Regions from separate parts of the Mus musculus genome. Here region 1 is linked to region 2. Evidence: chromatin loops called from intact Hi-C (ENCODE). Cell type or tissue: heart. All regions are shown on one strand.

Region 1 (8,000 bases), 210 kb before region 2:
AAGAAATATATGGTATGTAATACATCATAATACATTACACATAACATATAATATAATTATGTGTTGCATGTGTGTGTGTGTGTTATTAGAGTGGCTTATCATCTGTGGTCTAACAGTGCCTGACAGAAAAGCCAGGAATCCAGTAGTTGTTAGTCCATGAGGCGGCACATCTCAGCTGGTCTTCGTCTCTATTGGAATTCTGAAGTAGCACTGCTCACACATGCTGAGCCATTTCAGTCTTTTTAAACACGAAGTGTGAAGTGTCACAAAGATGAGGGTTGGTATCCTGTAACAATAACAAGTCAATTGAGGTGACCTCTGTGAGGAGGATGCAGAATGTCAGCGGCAGGATAATAATGACCAGCTATCGGGAGGTTGCTGCTAACGCTGCTCTAGTCTATCAGCATTTAAAAGCTCATGCTGTATACCACTGGGGTGAGATGTTGGTAAGTGGAGAAGGCACCCACCAGGAGCAACTGTGTTGTATCCATCAGTGAAGTCTGGGTACACCATCAGGGAGTGCCCACATGGGCAGTGATGGAGGCCCTCACAGCTGCCTGTTACAAGAGAATAACAGTAGGTGAACTCTCACACAGAGGAGGAGCCTGTCCTCTCTACTGCCCTGGTGATGAAGTCCTGTATATGTACAAACTGTTGCACAATCCTGTACAAACTCATATATTTGATGCTTGTAACTCCAGGCCTTTCTGTTGTGATGTGTCTCCTATGTCAGTCAACAAATACTCTCTAATCCTAGGGTCTTCTCCCAGTTAGAACCTGTGCCCTGTTAGTCTGTGTGCAGCAATGCTTATCATCTTCTGGGGCACACAACGACGATCCCGTAGACTGAAATTAAACAGAATCTGACCAACACGGGGAGCACCCGAGAGAAGATCCTTAGGGCTTCGGATTAGAACTCAAAGGAACATGCTTTAAGCTCGGCTCTAAACCAGTGCCAAAGAGAGGTCTCTGACTGCATCTAATTGCTAGCTCCCCATCCTGGACTTGCATGTGACAATTCAAAACAAAAGAAACTGTAGCATCAGAATTATCAGCACCGTGTAAGATGTCATCAGAAAGGCCAATTCTCAGGCTCACTCCAGACCTATCAAACCAAGAACTCCAGGGCTAGGGTGCAGCCATCAGGGTCTGACCATGTAATCTAAGCCTTGGACGATTTCTAATGACCTCCTGGGCAGTGCTGATGCTGCTGACACTGTTGGCCAGCGACCAACAAGTACTTGGCTTATGTGAGCTTCTCTCTGGTGAGCTAGGCAAGCCTGCTTCAGATCTCTGAAATTATGACCCTCCAGGCCCTGCCTCTTCTGGCATTAGCACACATTTCAGTTAATGCTCTCTCCAGCCACAGAGGCACTAATGTTCTGTCCTAGAGAGAAAGAACTGTAGTCCCACTGAGCATCATTAAGGACAGGGAAGGCTGGGTGTGTGGGAGTGCAATTCCGTCCAAGTGTCTTGGGGTCTAGTTACTGCCTTTGCTGGTAGGTCTCAGGAAAGTTAGTTTAGAAAGTCTGTGGCCACACCTCCCCAGGGTCGAGCCCAGGAACAACTGCCAGGGACAAAGAGAGCCTGTGCATTCTCTCCCTCATCTAGAGACTTGCCAAGACGTTGGCCAGATGCCCATATTGTCTTCAGAGTCCACTCATCAAAAGTTGCAGAAATGCGGAGAAGGGGAAGATGCCCCAGGGGGTTTGAGTGAGCTTCCATTTTGGAGGCCATATCCAATTACCTGTGCCAATTGCCTCTAGCCTCAATCTGAAATTACTCGCCCCAGTATCCACACTGGTAATCTCTAACATTGACCACTAAATTATGGTCTCCACCTGGAGGATTTTTCTTTCATCGTCTGCCTTACTCTTGCCCATGCACGTAGGATGGCATGGAATGATCTGAGGTTTCCCTCACCGCCTGGTACAGCTTGACTCTTTCTCCCCTGAGCTCACACACAGTCTTGCCACACTGGTGTAAAAGGACTCCTTACATTGCATTATACCCATCGGCAGATTTTCTCCTGTGTGGCAGGTGTTTTAGAAGCAGAGTCTGTCTCGTTCATCTTTATATCCCATGAGCCTGGGGATGGAGAGGGGACCACTGTGGCCTGACATGCTTAAACAAATGAGTTTGTCCTCCTTGATTGAGATAAAGAGAGAACTTCATAGACTTCAAATTCAGTGACTTCATGAGTGTGAGCTGCTAACAGTAGTGACTGAGAGCTCTGTGTGCTTGACAGCTTTGGGCTGAAACAAGATAAAGCAAAACATTGAAAATGTGGGATGTGGTAAAGAAGTCGAAAATGTTATTTAAATGTAAAATTCAGTGAGGTGCTTGCTATGATTGTGGCTATTCTAGAAATGAGAAAATGATTGACAGAAGGCCAGCAACTTACGCACCATCAGATAATAATACACACACACACACACACACACACACACACACACACAGAAATACACACACAGACATAGACACACAGACACGCACAGACACATATACACACAGACACAGATACACAGACACAGATGCAAAGACACAGAGACATACACACAGAAACACAGACACATACACACACAGAAACACACAGACACAGGCACACAGACAGTAACACACACATATACAAACACACACACATGCAGACACACAGCCAGACAGTAATACATATAGATACCAACACACACAGAGATATGCAGATGCAGACACACACACAGGCACATGGCTAGACAGTGATGCACATGCAGATACACACAGACACACACAGACACACACACACACACACACAGAGACGGACATGCAGATGCAGACACACACAGAGACACATGGCTAGACAGTAACACACACACACACACACACACACAAACACAGATGCAGACACACAGATGCAGACACACACACAGACCCTGAATCTTATGTAGCATGTGAAGAGCAAAGCCTGTTGTCCAGACTTGATGCAAATGTCTGTCAGTCTTTCTGTACAGTCACGTGTGAGCTGCTCACCATTCTTTTGAGGGCTTCTCAACTCCAAGCCCTCTCACTACTTTGGTGATTCCTTTAGTCTCTCTGCGTACAGGTCTGGGGTCCTGATACAAGATCTCTTTAATGCTCTGAGTGTCTTGCCTCTGCCTCTGCCTCTCTACGATCATTGACAGTTCTTCCTGTGTGCTATGGCTTCTGTGCTATGGCCTGTCAAAAGGATTTGAAGAAGAAACTTGTCATCCTGAAGACGTGCCACCAGGGGGCAGTGGGGGTCTAGCAGGAGGCCTGGAGGAGCTGGAATCTTTACTCTCCTGTCGAGCCACATGTATGACCTTCATTTTGCAATTCTTAAATCAGTGGCAGTGGTTACACAACACTGTGCGTAATAAACGATTATTTTTAAAATTTGAGGTTATTATTACAGTTTCCCTTCCCTTTCCTTTCTCTAAGCTCCATATCCCTCCTAACTCTTTCAAATTCGTGGCTTACTTCATTCATTGTTGTTACATGCATATATGTGTCTATATGTGTACAATGTTACATGTATGTTACAAGGGCTGACCACTTGGTACTGTGTGCTCTTCCCTGGGGAGACCACTTCTCCTGCTCTCAGATTCTTTGTTCCCTGGTTCTTCCTGTGTTCCCTCATCCACTGGAGCAAGCCTATTGTTGCTTGCCCTGTTCAGCTCCTGCGTGGGCAGTCATGTTGGTGAGACTCTATGGGCGTAGCTTCTGACACAGCTAGGAGACACACTCACAGCAAATTCCTTGGTCTTCTGGCTCAGAATTGCTTTTAGAAGAGGTGATGTAAATGTTAAACAGGAAATCAGGAAATAATTTATGTATATATTTTTCTTGATCCTGAGCTTATTCTAAGGACTTCTCATCCTTCCCAACACTAAAAAGAGAGAAAGCAGAGGTGAGGACGTAGCCTGCCCATGTTACTCTCAGCTGGTGAGGTTTGGCCTGTTGCTGCATAGCCTGGCAGAAGAGAGAGGTAGGCAGGGCTTCTTTCCAGGGCTCCAAGCAGAGATCTTGAGGAAGAGAGGAGGGAGAAGACAGAGGAAGACAGAGTGGAGTGGGTAGATTGTGAGAACTGGCCATGGGGGCTGTCCAGTTGGAGTAGAGCAGCCCAGGAGGAACACAGCAAGTCATATTCGGGATTATTGACAGGGAAGTAGACAAAATATCATACAGGGCTATTATCTGCCCAGCTCTAGCGCTGTAAGGCTTATTATAAATATAAAGGTTTTGTGTGTTTTATTTTGGAACAGAATGATCTAAGGTGGGGTAGAAACCCCCAAATAATATTTACTACAATAGCTGTCGGACTTCCTTGGCCAAACCTCACATCTCCAAGCCTTCCTTATCTGCCCACAGTTGTGATGGCTGCCACCCTGCTTCCACAGCAGGAACAAACGGACTCTGCAGACAGACAGGTTTGCTCGTACTGAGACACCATATTGATTTTGCTTACTGTCGCTTAGAATTCCGCTTTACCCTTCTATAATGACGGGGATTCCCTGACCTCACAGCCTGTAAGTCTGTCTTATTCAAATTAAAAAACAAAACAAAACTCCAGGTGTAAAATATCTCCTCCTCCCCACCCCCATATTGGCTGCAAATGGTTGTATGCAGATATGTATGGACTGGCACGTAGGTGTATTTGTTGACAGGTAGGGGTATATGACATAGCACTTAGCTTTCACACATGAAATGTGTGCATGTGAGGCAGGTGCCACGCAAAATACTTTAGATGTAAATAAATTTAAGGATAAACCCTGACTCTTCACCGTCTGTAAATTCTTACTGTGAAGCTAAATTGCTTGGTTTCTAAGGACCTTCGGATGGGTATGTGTGTATGAAACAGTCAGATGTCAGCACTCTCCTCTTCTACGCCAAGGCTGTGCTCTGTTCTGCTCCTGATGTTTGTCTACAGCTGTATTAGTTTCACCAACATTTATATCTGTGGTGGTTTGAATGAGATGCCTCCCCCCCCCCCCCCCCCACTCCCCAGAGTCTCGGGTATCTGTACACTTGGTCCTCAGTTGGTGGTGCTGTTTGGGGGAGGTTTAGAAAGTATGGTCTTGTTGGAGGAAGTGCTGGGTGTGGGCTTTGAGGCCAAAAGCCTCGGGCCACATCCAGTTCAGCTTCTCTCTCTCTCTCGCTCTCTCTCTCTCTCTCTCTCTCTGCGTGAAGGAAAATGCAACATAAGAAACTTAGTTCAGAAACAACGGTAACTCAATCTCTGGGCGCAACAACTAAAACCTAATCTTGTAAGCCTTATTAAAATCTGATTCCTCTGGTGGCGAATCCTTGAGGATCTGCCATGATACAGGGAAACTCTACTAGCTATATCTTACCCCTCTGCTGTCCCCATTCCAAAGAGGGACCTAACTCTCTCCTGCTTCCTCACTTCCTCCATCCAATCCAGAAGTCCCGCCTACTCTCCCAATGATTGGCTCCTTTATTCATTAGGGGATTGGTTCACAAGAAGTCATCTGAGTGTGTGACTCATTCCTCATTCCAGACAGCCCCTCCCAGGACAGCAAGCAGCACAGAGCTATCCACAACATAAATAATCTAAATGAGAGATTTATTTCTTTTTCTTTTTTCCCCTTAATTTGTATTATTTAAATGCATTTTATACATCAAACATATTAACAATATTGAGTATTTTGAGAATCTAATAATATATGAAAAATTTGTTAAATTTTTATATTCATATCCATTTATACTCTAAAAATATCATTAATGAACATTTAACACTATCCATAACTGAGGATCCTATATCTAATGTTGAATACTAAATTGTTTCGAAACATGCAAAATATTCTTTGGGAATTAAACATAGTAAAAGAGTGTAAAATATTAAAAATGAATCATTAAGAAATATATTCAAAAGTCCTTATATGACATCACCCGACATAGTGAGAGATTATTTAAAACACATTATATATCTGTGAACATTGTCTAACAATCAGTTTACTTAAAAAAGATTATCAGTGTTTCTAGGAGATAAATTATTTTATCAGTAAGAATATTTTTAAAATTTCAAAATAGCAAAAACTCTTTGAAGTTAAGTATTAAGAAAATGCTAATTTCAAGCACAGTGGGAAAAATTATCAATAATATTTCCTTGATGTTTGTAAAACAAGATTTTAATATTGTCAACTGTTAATATTCAACAAACAGAATAATTATTTTAAGATATATTTCATTGTTATGTCTCCCTTTCATTTCTGATTTTATCAATTTGGATATTGTCTCTGTGCCCTCTGGTTAGTCTGGCTAAGGGTTTATCTATCTTGTTGATTTTCTCAAAGAGCCAGTTCCTGGTTTTGTTGATTCTTTGTATGGTTCCTTTTTGTTTCTATTTGGGTGGTTTCAGCCCTAAGTTTGATTATTTCCTGCTGTCTACTCCTCTTGGGTGTATTTGCTTCTTTTTGTTTTAGAGCTTTCAGGTGTGCTGTCAAGCTGCTAGTGTAAGCTCTCTTCACTTTCTTTTTGGAGGCACTCAGAGCTATGAGTTTTCCTCTTACCACTGCTTTCATGATGCCCATAATGTATGATGTGTCTTCATTTTCATTAAATTCTAAAAAAACTTTAATTTCTTTATTTCTTCCTTGACCAAGTTATCATTGAGTAGAGCATTGTTTAGCTTCCTTGTGTATGTGTGCTCTCCGTTGTTCTTGTTAGTATTTAAGACCAGCTTTAGTCCATGGTGATCTGATAGGGCACATGGGATTATTTCAATCTTCTTGTATCTGTTGAGGCCTGTTTTGTGACCAATTATATGGTCAGTTTTGGAGAAGGTATCGTGAGGTGCTGAGAAGAAGGTATATATATATTTTGCTTTAGGATGAAATGTTCTATAAATATGTGTCAGATCCATTTGGTTCATAACTTCTGTTAGTTTTACTATGTCTCTGTTTAGATTCTGTTTCTATGATCTGTCCAATGCTGAGAGTGGGGTTGAAGTCTCCCATTATTATTGTGTGGGGTGTGATGTGTGCTTTGAGCTTTAGTAAAGTTTCTTTTATGAATGTGGGTGCCCTTGCATTTGGAGCATAGATGTTCAGAATTGAGAGTTCATCTTGATTTTTTCCTTTGACCAGTATGAAGTGTCTTTCTTTCTTTTCTTTCTTTCTTTCTTTCTTTCTTTCTTTCTTTCTTTCTTTCTTTCTTTCTTTCTTCTTTCTTTCTTCTTTCTTTCTTTCTTTCTTTCTTTCTTTCTCTCTCTCTCTCTCTCTCTCTCTCTCTCTTTCTTTCTTTCTTTCTTTCTTTCTTTCTTTTTGATGACTGTTGGTCAAAAGTTGATTTTATTCGATATTAGAATGGCTACCCCAGCTTGTTTCTTGGGACCATTTGCTTGGAAAATTGTTTTTCCAGCCTTTACTCTGAGGTAGTGTCTGTCTTTGTCACTAATGTGTGTTTCCTATATGCAGCAAAATGCTGGGTCCTGTTTACATATCCAGTCTGTTAGTCTATGTCTTTTTTGGGGAATTGAGTCCATTGATGTTAAGAGATATTAAGGAAGAGTGATTGTTACTTCCTGTTATTTTTGTTGTTAGAAGTGGGATTATGTTTGTGTGGCTATCTTCTTTGGGGTTTGTTGAAAGATTACTTTCTTGATTTTTCTAGGGTGTAGTTTCCCCCCTTGTGTTGGTGTTTTCCATCTATATATGGAAAGATATTGTGTAAATTTGGTTTTTGTTATCTTGGTTTCTCTGTCTATGGTAATTGAGAGTTCTGCTGGGGATAGTAGCTTGGGATGGCATTTGTGTTCTCTTAGGGTCTGTATGACTTCTACCCAGGATCTTTTAGCTTTCATAGTTTCCAGTGAGAAGTCTGGTGTAATTCTGATAGGTCTGCCTTTATATGCTACTTGAAATTTTTCTCTTATTGCTTTTAGTATTTTTTCTTTGTTTAGTGCATTTGGTGTTTTGATTATTATGTGACAGGAGGAATTTGTTTTCTGGTCCAGTCTAATTGGAGTTCTGTAGACTTCTTGT
Region 2 (8,000 bases):
GGACAGCCAGGGCTACATAGAGAAACCCTACCTTGAAAAGAAAAAGAAAAAAAAACTATCAGTCAAGTGAAGAGGTAATCTATAAATTGTAAGAAAATCTTTCTTAGTTTTACAATGAACAAAGGGTTAATGTCTAGAACATAGGAAGAACTTAAAAAAAAACCTAAACATCAAGAAAACAGCTCAATTAAAAAGTAGGCTGTAGAACTGGACAGAGGGTTCTCAAAGGAAAGTTCTAATAATTACATCCTTTCCTCCTTCCCTTTCTTCCCTCCAAAGCCTCCCGTGCACCCATCTTTTGAATCCAGGGCCTTCTTTTCATTAATTGCTGCTACATTTCATAAACATATTTTTTAAAATGTTCAATGTCATTTGCCAATTCGTTAGGCAAATGCAAACTAGAACTACTTTGAGATTCCACCTCACACCAGTCAGAATGGCTGTCATCAAGAAAACAAGTGACAGTGGAGTGTGGTGGCAGTGAGTTCTAAGCCAGCCTGGTTTACCTAGTGAGTTCCAGGACAGCCAGGGCTATATAGTGAGACCCTGTCTCCACAAGCAACAGGGAAAGGAAATGACCGGGCTGGGGAGATCAGACAGCTCATGGAGTAAATGAGCTTGAGATAAACTCTTTTTACTGGAAGTCAGACAGATAGGAGGAGACAACAAACTCTACAAGCTGTCTTCTGCCTTCCTTAGAGACCCTGGCCTCTGCCTTCCCTAGAGACCCTACCTCTGCCTTCCTTAGAGACACTGTGGTGTGTAGGTGCTTGTAAACACACACGTGCACAAGAAATAAATAAGAGTAAAAAGTGTTTAAAGAATCAAAACAAAGAATGAGTTCAGTCCCTATCTTCAAATGCTGGTGAGGCTGTAAAGAAAGTGGACCCCCCTGTTCACTGTGGGACCGTAGACTGGTGCTGCCTCTAAGGAAATTGCTGCAGAGGTTTTGAAGACACCGAAAATAGAGCTAACATATGATCCAGCTGTAACACTTCTGGCATCTACCCAAAGGGCTCTGTATCCTGAACCAGAGACTCTGTTCATAATAACCAGAAAATCCTGTCAGCCTAGCTGTCCCTCACCCGAAGAATGGATACTGAAAGTGTAGTACCTGCACACAGTGCAATTGTATTCATCTTTTAAAAAACAGTGAAATCTGTAGGGGGGAAGAAAACGAAATGACATGGGGAGCATTGTACTATGGTAACCGATAAACGATGAATGTTCTCAAGTCTTAGATTCAAAGTTGTAGATTTGTGTTGTTGACTTGGAAGGCCTGTAGGGACCAGAAAGCTAGAAAGGGGACAAAGACTGTGTAATGGGAGGGGCTGGAGGGAGAGGAGAGAAAGGGAGGGGAGGGAAAGGGAGCAGGGCACATTCGATGTGAAAGTAAAGGGGAGACAGGGAGATCCAAGAGTTGGCAAGTCTCAAGCAGGATGAATACAGGAAGAGAAAGAAAGGGTTAGGAGGATTAACAAAAAAGCAAGAAGGCAAGAAAGGGTTCCCTGAGATATATTTTGTAGATCTTACTACTTTTTAAGTTAAATAAAAATATTCTTAAAGGGGGTGGGGCATGCTCAATAGCCAGTGGTATATATTGAAACCCTGTCTCAAACAAAATAGAAAAGAGAGAGAGAGAGAGGAGGGTGGACTGGGTCAGGAGATGGCCCATCAAGTAAGGCCATTCCTGGATGCCATACAGATGGAAGAAGAGAACCAACCTCCTGGAAGGGAGGGCCGCTAGAAGTGACCTGTGCTGCTAATCGGTCTCACCTAAGGGAAAGTAAACTTGTCCCAGACTTTAAGACTATCATTTGGGCTGGCGAGATGGCTCAGCAGGTAAGAGCACTGACGGTTCTTCCAAAGGTCTTGAGTTCAAATCCCAGCAACCACATGGTGGCTCACAACCACCCATAATGAGATCTGACGCCCTCTTCTGGTGTGTCTGAAGTCAGCTACAGTGTACTTATATAATAAATAAATCTTAAAAAAAAAAAAAAAAAAAAAAAAAACTATTGGTTTACCCACCTGGAGTCAGGTTCTTAACCCACACACAGGCTGAGAGAGAGGACACCAATCTTCCTCAAGGACAGACCTTCAATAGCTCAGGTCCTGAGAAGACCTTTTCTGGGTCATGAAACTGGCAGTAAGTTTCTAAGACTTACATACATAGCAAAGGCCCAGAGAAAATTACCAGTGGCACGTGTTCTGAAGTAAGTTCTGTAAGAAAAAAAGAGGAGAGACTTACAACCCAGAAGAACCCTGTCTAAAGTTATCAAACTGAGGGGAAGGTCACCATGACCTTCCGGGTCACCATGGAGTCTGGAGTCCTAGCTTTCTTAAGTTTGAAATTCCAATATGCAAAAAAGTCTCGGAAAAGGAAAAGCAAGCCGGGAAAGGGCAGGCAGAGAAAAAAGACAGTGGGCTTTTGAGTCAGTTTTTGAAAATTACATCACAACCGTGCAACAGTGGTTCTCAGCCGTCCTGATGCTGAGACCCCCTTAACACCGTTCCTCATGTTGTGGTGACCCCCACACATGAAATAATAAGGTTATTTTCGCTGCCACTTCATAACTGTGAGTGTGCTGCCGTTATGAATTGTAACCTAAATATCTGTGTTTTCTGATGGTCTTAGGCGACCCTGACCCACAAGTTGAGAACCGCTCCCCGACAGTTCTGAGCACTTCTAGACGGTGAGATTATGAACAGGGCAAGAACTGTGTTATTAAAGGGTCCGTGTAAAACAACATTGAAGCCCAGATAACAACAGCTCAAGGCTATTAAGTACGTTGGTCCTAAGACCTTTACAGTTGAATCCCTTGATAGTAGGATCACTATTTGACATCAAAAACAGAAGTTCCTAGTGGGTTTTTTTTTCCCAGATTACACAGTATTTAAAGGGTGTGGCTACCATTCTCACTCCAGTGCCCTTGCCCCAGAACCTACCCCCCTTCTCTTCTGGCACGACACTGCTATTATCCTTTTGACCTCTCTCTCAGCAGCTGTGATCACCTACAGGTGACCTGCACACTCCATTGACTTCGTCAGTGAAAGGGAGAGGCTTATGAGGCCCCTCTTCTTCCTAAAGACACCTAAGTAGTTAATAGAGGAAGTGGGAGTGGGGCTATCCAAGGTCAAGGATTCCAAGGAGAGAAATGTTTCCTTTAGTAGCATACCTGCCCCTGGGTAGTCAGTGTCCCCGAGACTGACCGCAGGTAAACTCACCAGCTACACTGCAGTGGAACTTTGTTACTGTCCTTAGCTCACCTAAGGAGGTCCGGAAGAATGCCAAGGAGGTGATGTTAGCTAAACCATGAAGAATTCGGAGGAGCTGTTAGGTGCAAATCGGGAAGGGGTGCTGGCTGTTAGGACTGAAATTCCAACCCCCCCCCCCCAAAAAAAGTTGATTTCTTGCATATGTGCGTTCAACAAGCATGTCAGAAGGTGGGTTGGGGGCTAGGAGTTAGTGAGAAATCCGACCTGGGGTGACCTGAAACTGTCCTCTCAAGCCTCCCAGGTGGAACAGGTCATAAGAAGGGCTCACAAGCTATTGCCTGTGCCAGATCTCCCCTGCTGCAGCTGTGGGCTGTCGTCGCCCCCGCCCCCTGAAGGGAAGAGCTGCAGGGTCCACGCAAAACCAGATAACTACTTAAGAAGGGCTCCGGAAAGGCTGGATTCAAGAAGACAAGATGACTAGGTGGGCCTAGAGCAGCTGTTCTTAACCTGTGGGTCTCTACTCCTTTGGGATGCATATCAGATATCCTGCATATCAGATATTTAACATTACAATTTATAACTAGCAAAACTTGTTATGAAGTAGCAACGAAAAAATTTTTATGGTTGAGAGGGTCACCACAACATTAAGAACTGTATTAAAGGATCGCAGCACTAGGAAGGTTGAGAACCACTACATTAGAGTTAGCTCAGCCCCCTAAAAAAAAAAAAATCCAGAGAGAACCCAGAAGTTCTCTCTGATCCTCCTCTTCTTCCCCGAGGTCCTCACATCTCCCTGCCCAGCTCCACCTGGCGGCAGCACCCGAAGACGCTGCAGGCCTTGACCTGATTAGAACCAGGCAGAACCTGCGACCAATCAGCCTTCCTCCGCCTATCGGCGCGTCCTGTACAACCAATGAGCGCCGTCTCCTTGACCAACCCTCCCGCGCCGGATCCAGATTTGTCCACCTCTGAGAAACAAGGTCTATTTCGGGATGTGACTGCAGCGGCCGAGGTGGGCAGCTGCAGGATCCTGCCCAGGAGCTCAGGGCGTGGGATACCCATCCAACCGAGTACCCCTCCCCTTCGGCGGAGGCTGGGGGTGTGGGTGGAGCATAGCCGGAGAGCCCTCTACCAATCACATGAAGGCTCGGTAGCTGCCCGTCCAGTCCGAGGATGCGGAGCCTGAATCTCTCCAAGCGATAGCTCCATTTTTAGCGAATTGTGTAATGCTGGGCTGCACTTCCCGCCAGTAAACAACTGCAGTGTCCTCAGCCGCCTTATCGCCCCCTTTCAGTTAACCACCCGAGAAAACCTTCTCGCCACGTACCTCGAGTCCCTGGGATCTCTGAGTTCCCACAATGTGTGTCTTCCTTATCTCTGGACTCCCGCGTCGTTTTTGAGTAATTTATTTTTCTCTCTACCCAATTAAATGTTCAGCGCTTGGCGCAAGTGCTTTTGACTGTACCGGGTGTTGTGACGGTATTTATTCCTCATAAAATCTAGCAAAATCCTGGTACGTTAACCAAACAGAACAGAAGGAGAGCTTCTCCAACAGGACAGGGGAGAAAGTGTTGAGAACCCTCACCCCACAAGTCCCCGAGTCTTGTGAAACGGTTTAGCATATAGAAAAATACGGCTTATGTGGGTCATGAAAATTAAACGCTAACTGTAACGTTTGTAATACTAGCTCTAAAGACCTAGATGTCTTCTGTCTGGCTCTACGACTCTTCGACTCTTCGTCCTTGTCATACTGGCCTGTATAAACTGTTCACATTCGTCTCTGCTTTCCATCGGGTTCGATCCATGAATGGCAAAGGCGGAACCCGAGGTTGGGTATCTAGTCTACCCACCTCACGCCACCTAGACACCCCTCCCCTCCCGCTTTCTCTTTAGGGGGTTTACTGATCCACACACTCCACCTGGTTCTGTCTCCCAACATCTGCAACAGAGCTCTCACACTGCTTCTAGATTTTTGTTTTGTTTTGTTTTGTTTGTGTTTGTGATTTTGTACAGCCCCCACCTGGGCCTTTAAAAATAATTCTTTCTTTAAAGTATCCTACCCAAACACAAGACCCGCCTTCCTTACTAGGAAGCAGAAACAATCGCCTCAAATAGGAACATCTGAAAGGGACGACGGGGTCCCAGGAGATAGATAAATCTGAGCATAATGTTCACTTGATGACCTGTGAAGTGTAGATGCTTTGGAGTGCGTCTGTTATGCTACACGGCCTACTTCTCAAAAACTCTCTTCCCCCATAGGAGTGGACAGTTGCCATCAAGAAATTCTATATCTCATCTACCCATCACTACAGCTGACCCTGCACTTTTGCCAGGCATACAGAGACAGACAGACAGACAGACAGACAGGAAGGAAGGAAGGGAGGAAGGGAGGAAGGAAGGAAGGAAGGAAGGAAGGAAGGAAGGAAGGAAGGAAGAAGGAAGAAGGAAAGAAAGAAAGAAAGAAAGAAAGAAAGAAAGAAAGAAGGAAGGAAGGAAGGAAGGAAGGAAGGAAGGAAGGAAGGAAGGAAGGAAGGAAAAAGGTGGTGCACAGAGAAAGTATGTTGAAGTTAGGGGAGACAGAAATAAAAGACCATATCTCCCATATCTCCAGAGAAAGAGCCCAAGATAATGCCCCCTCCTCCTGCTTTGTGTCAGCCTTACATGTTTGCACCTTGTGCTTGTGGAATAACTTTACACCCTACAGAAAACTCAGCAAATGTTACCACTCACCCTAACAACTATTAGCAATCCTCTGTGGGCCCGAGCACCACACATCTCTGTACTTATTTGGAATAACGAGTTCATTTTGCTGTCAAGAGTTGGGGGACTTTTTTCTGCAAGAATTACTCATTCTGGCCCTTCATCTTTCAGATATTGCTCTGATAGATTGTCATTATGTTTTATTTGCTCCTCAGGAGATCAGATGAGCCATACTCTGATTCATGGCACGCACCATTATTAATGTCTGCAAGTTAAAACTCTCTTGTTCTATTCATATCTCTTGTCTCTACTCTCATCTTTCTGCTTTTATGGTAGGTTAATAATTTTCTACTGTGTATATTTGTGTTTTGCACACATAGTTGCTTTGTGGAATTTTCTTTTTCTCTACTGGGGATTGAGCCCAGAGCTTTGCCCATGCTCAGCAGATGCCTATCAGTGAGCCCTACCTCCGTTCCTAGACACTCATTTTTCTAGTTCTCCAAAGCTGCTGAGATGTCTGCCCTGTCCTAGGTTTACTTGAGTCACTGAGCATGTTTTTCCAGCTCCATGCACTTTGCCAGATGCTAACATTTATTCTGCCTCTCTTGGCTCACTCTCACAGTGGCATGACAACTCCAGTGTCATCTCCAGTTCTGCTCACTAGGTTATAACTCTACATCAGACATCCCTGCTTGATCCATTCTGGAACTGTAAAAAGATTTATCCTATATTGTGTAAAGCTCTAACGTGACATGTATTCTTAGATGGCTTTCCAAAGACCCTATAGAGCTGCATGTCTGATATTTGCAACTTTGCCAGCTCCTATTTTTGTAGCTTTGGTAGCTATAAAGAGATAACACATTATTGGTTTAGCTTGTGTTATATTATTAACTATTTTAATTGAATTTTCATATTCCTATTAGTTTTTCCTCTTTAGTAAGTTGCCAGATCACATCCTTTGTTCCTTTATGCCAGTGGTCTGACGTCTTGTTCCTATTTATTTGCAGGTATTAATTGTATATTCTAGAACGATATTTTATTCTTGTTCATTTTAGGCAAAGCCAATATTTTTTCTATTCGACTCTGTCATCAACCCATTTTGTACATGATGTCCTTTGAAATTCACAGATTCTAATAGGATAAATGTGTTGGATTTATTGTTTGCAATAGCTACGGAAGATGGAATGATTATTACTGCTATGATCAAAAATATTTGAGTTTGAATTTGTAGCATTTTTAATCTATATAACATTAGCATATTAAAAGGTTAACTAGACCAAGTTAGCCTAGAATTCAGAGATCCTCCTGCCTCTGCCTTCCAAGTGCAGGGATTAAAAGCATGAGCCATCATACCTGACTCAATAACTCTTAAAAGGTGTGTGTGTGTGTGTGTGTATGTGTGTGTGTGTGTGTGTGTGTGTGTGTGTGTATTCCTCTGAGGAACAAGAGTACAGTGTCCCCTGAGACCAGAAGAGGGTGGCAGATACCAGAAGCTGAGTCACAAGAGGTTATGGGCCAACCAAAGTGGGTTCTGGGAACTGAGCTCAGCAGCTCTGGAAGAGCAGGAAGAGCTATTAACTGCTAAGCTGTTTCTCTAGCCACAGTTAACTTTTTATTATTAAGCTCAGAAAAGTTGAAAAATTGTAAAAGCAGAGTCCTCGTGGTACTTTTGAAAGCACTGGTGTATGGGTACCACTCCGTTAAGTTGATTTTCTGCACATCTCTATATCTGAGTTCTTTAGGTGGGCTCCCACCAGCCACGGCATATACTCCTCCAAGGAAAGTCTATTGACTAAGTGTCATCTTTGAACCTTTAATCTCATAGACTTTCCAACTACAAAGATTCTATCATCTGAGTATTGTCATTGGATTTGTTTGTTTGTTTCGCCTGATCTCCTGGGCTAACAGGGACTCATCCACATGGTTACCTTAAAGACTCTCCTCTGAGGAACAAGCAGACCCAGAGCAGCAACTTCTGCTGCCCCCTCCCCCTTCTACAACAGCAGTCCTCAGACTTGCTAATGCAAGGTTAACACTGGTCCCTCAAGTTGTGGTGACCTCCAGCTGTAGAGCTATTTCAT

The links. Peaks named below come from ENCODE experiments on the same cell type or tissue, not always from the same donor. Only the 100,000 strongest peaks of a DNase experiment are listed, where the experiment ranks them.
Region 1: a loop joins it to region 2, with 7 times the contacts of the local background. A loop is called at or near these places in 33 of 42 quality-filtered maps.

What each region holds. Positions count from the first base shown.
Region 1 is chr15:98,385,263-98,393,262 of GRCm38, reverse strand. No RefSeq gene overlaps it. Among named protein-coding and RNA genes, the nearest start is that of 1700031M16Rik, 9.2 kb to the left of the region's middle. In heart, a CTCF peak has its summit at 3,249 (motif pointing right); a DNase peak (open chromatin) is centred at 3,232.
Region 2 is chr15:98,177,632-98,185,631 of GRCm38, reverse strand. It overlaps Gm33909 (a long non-coding RNA gene), which reads right to left and starts at 5,099. Exons shown (of 4, transcript XR_384431.4): 1 at 4,547-5,099; 2 at 2,032-2,223. In heart, a CTCF peak has its summit at 4,040 (motif pointing left); DNase peaks (open chromatin) are centred at 3,601 and 4,281; H3K4me3 peaks cover 1,576 bases; H3K27ac peaks cover 1,874 bases; H3K27me3 peaks cover 698 bases.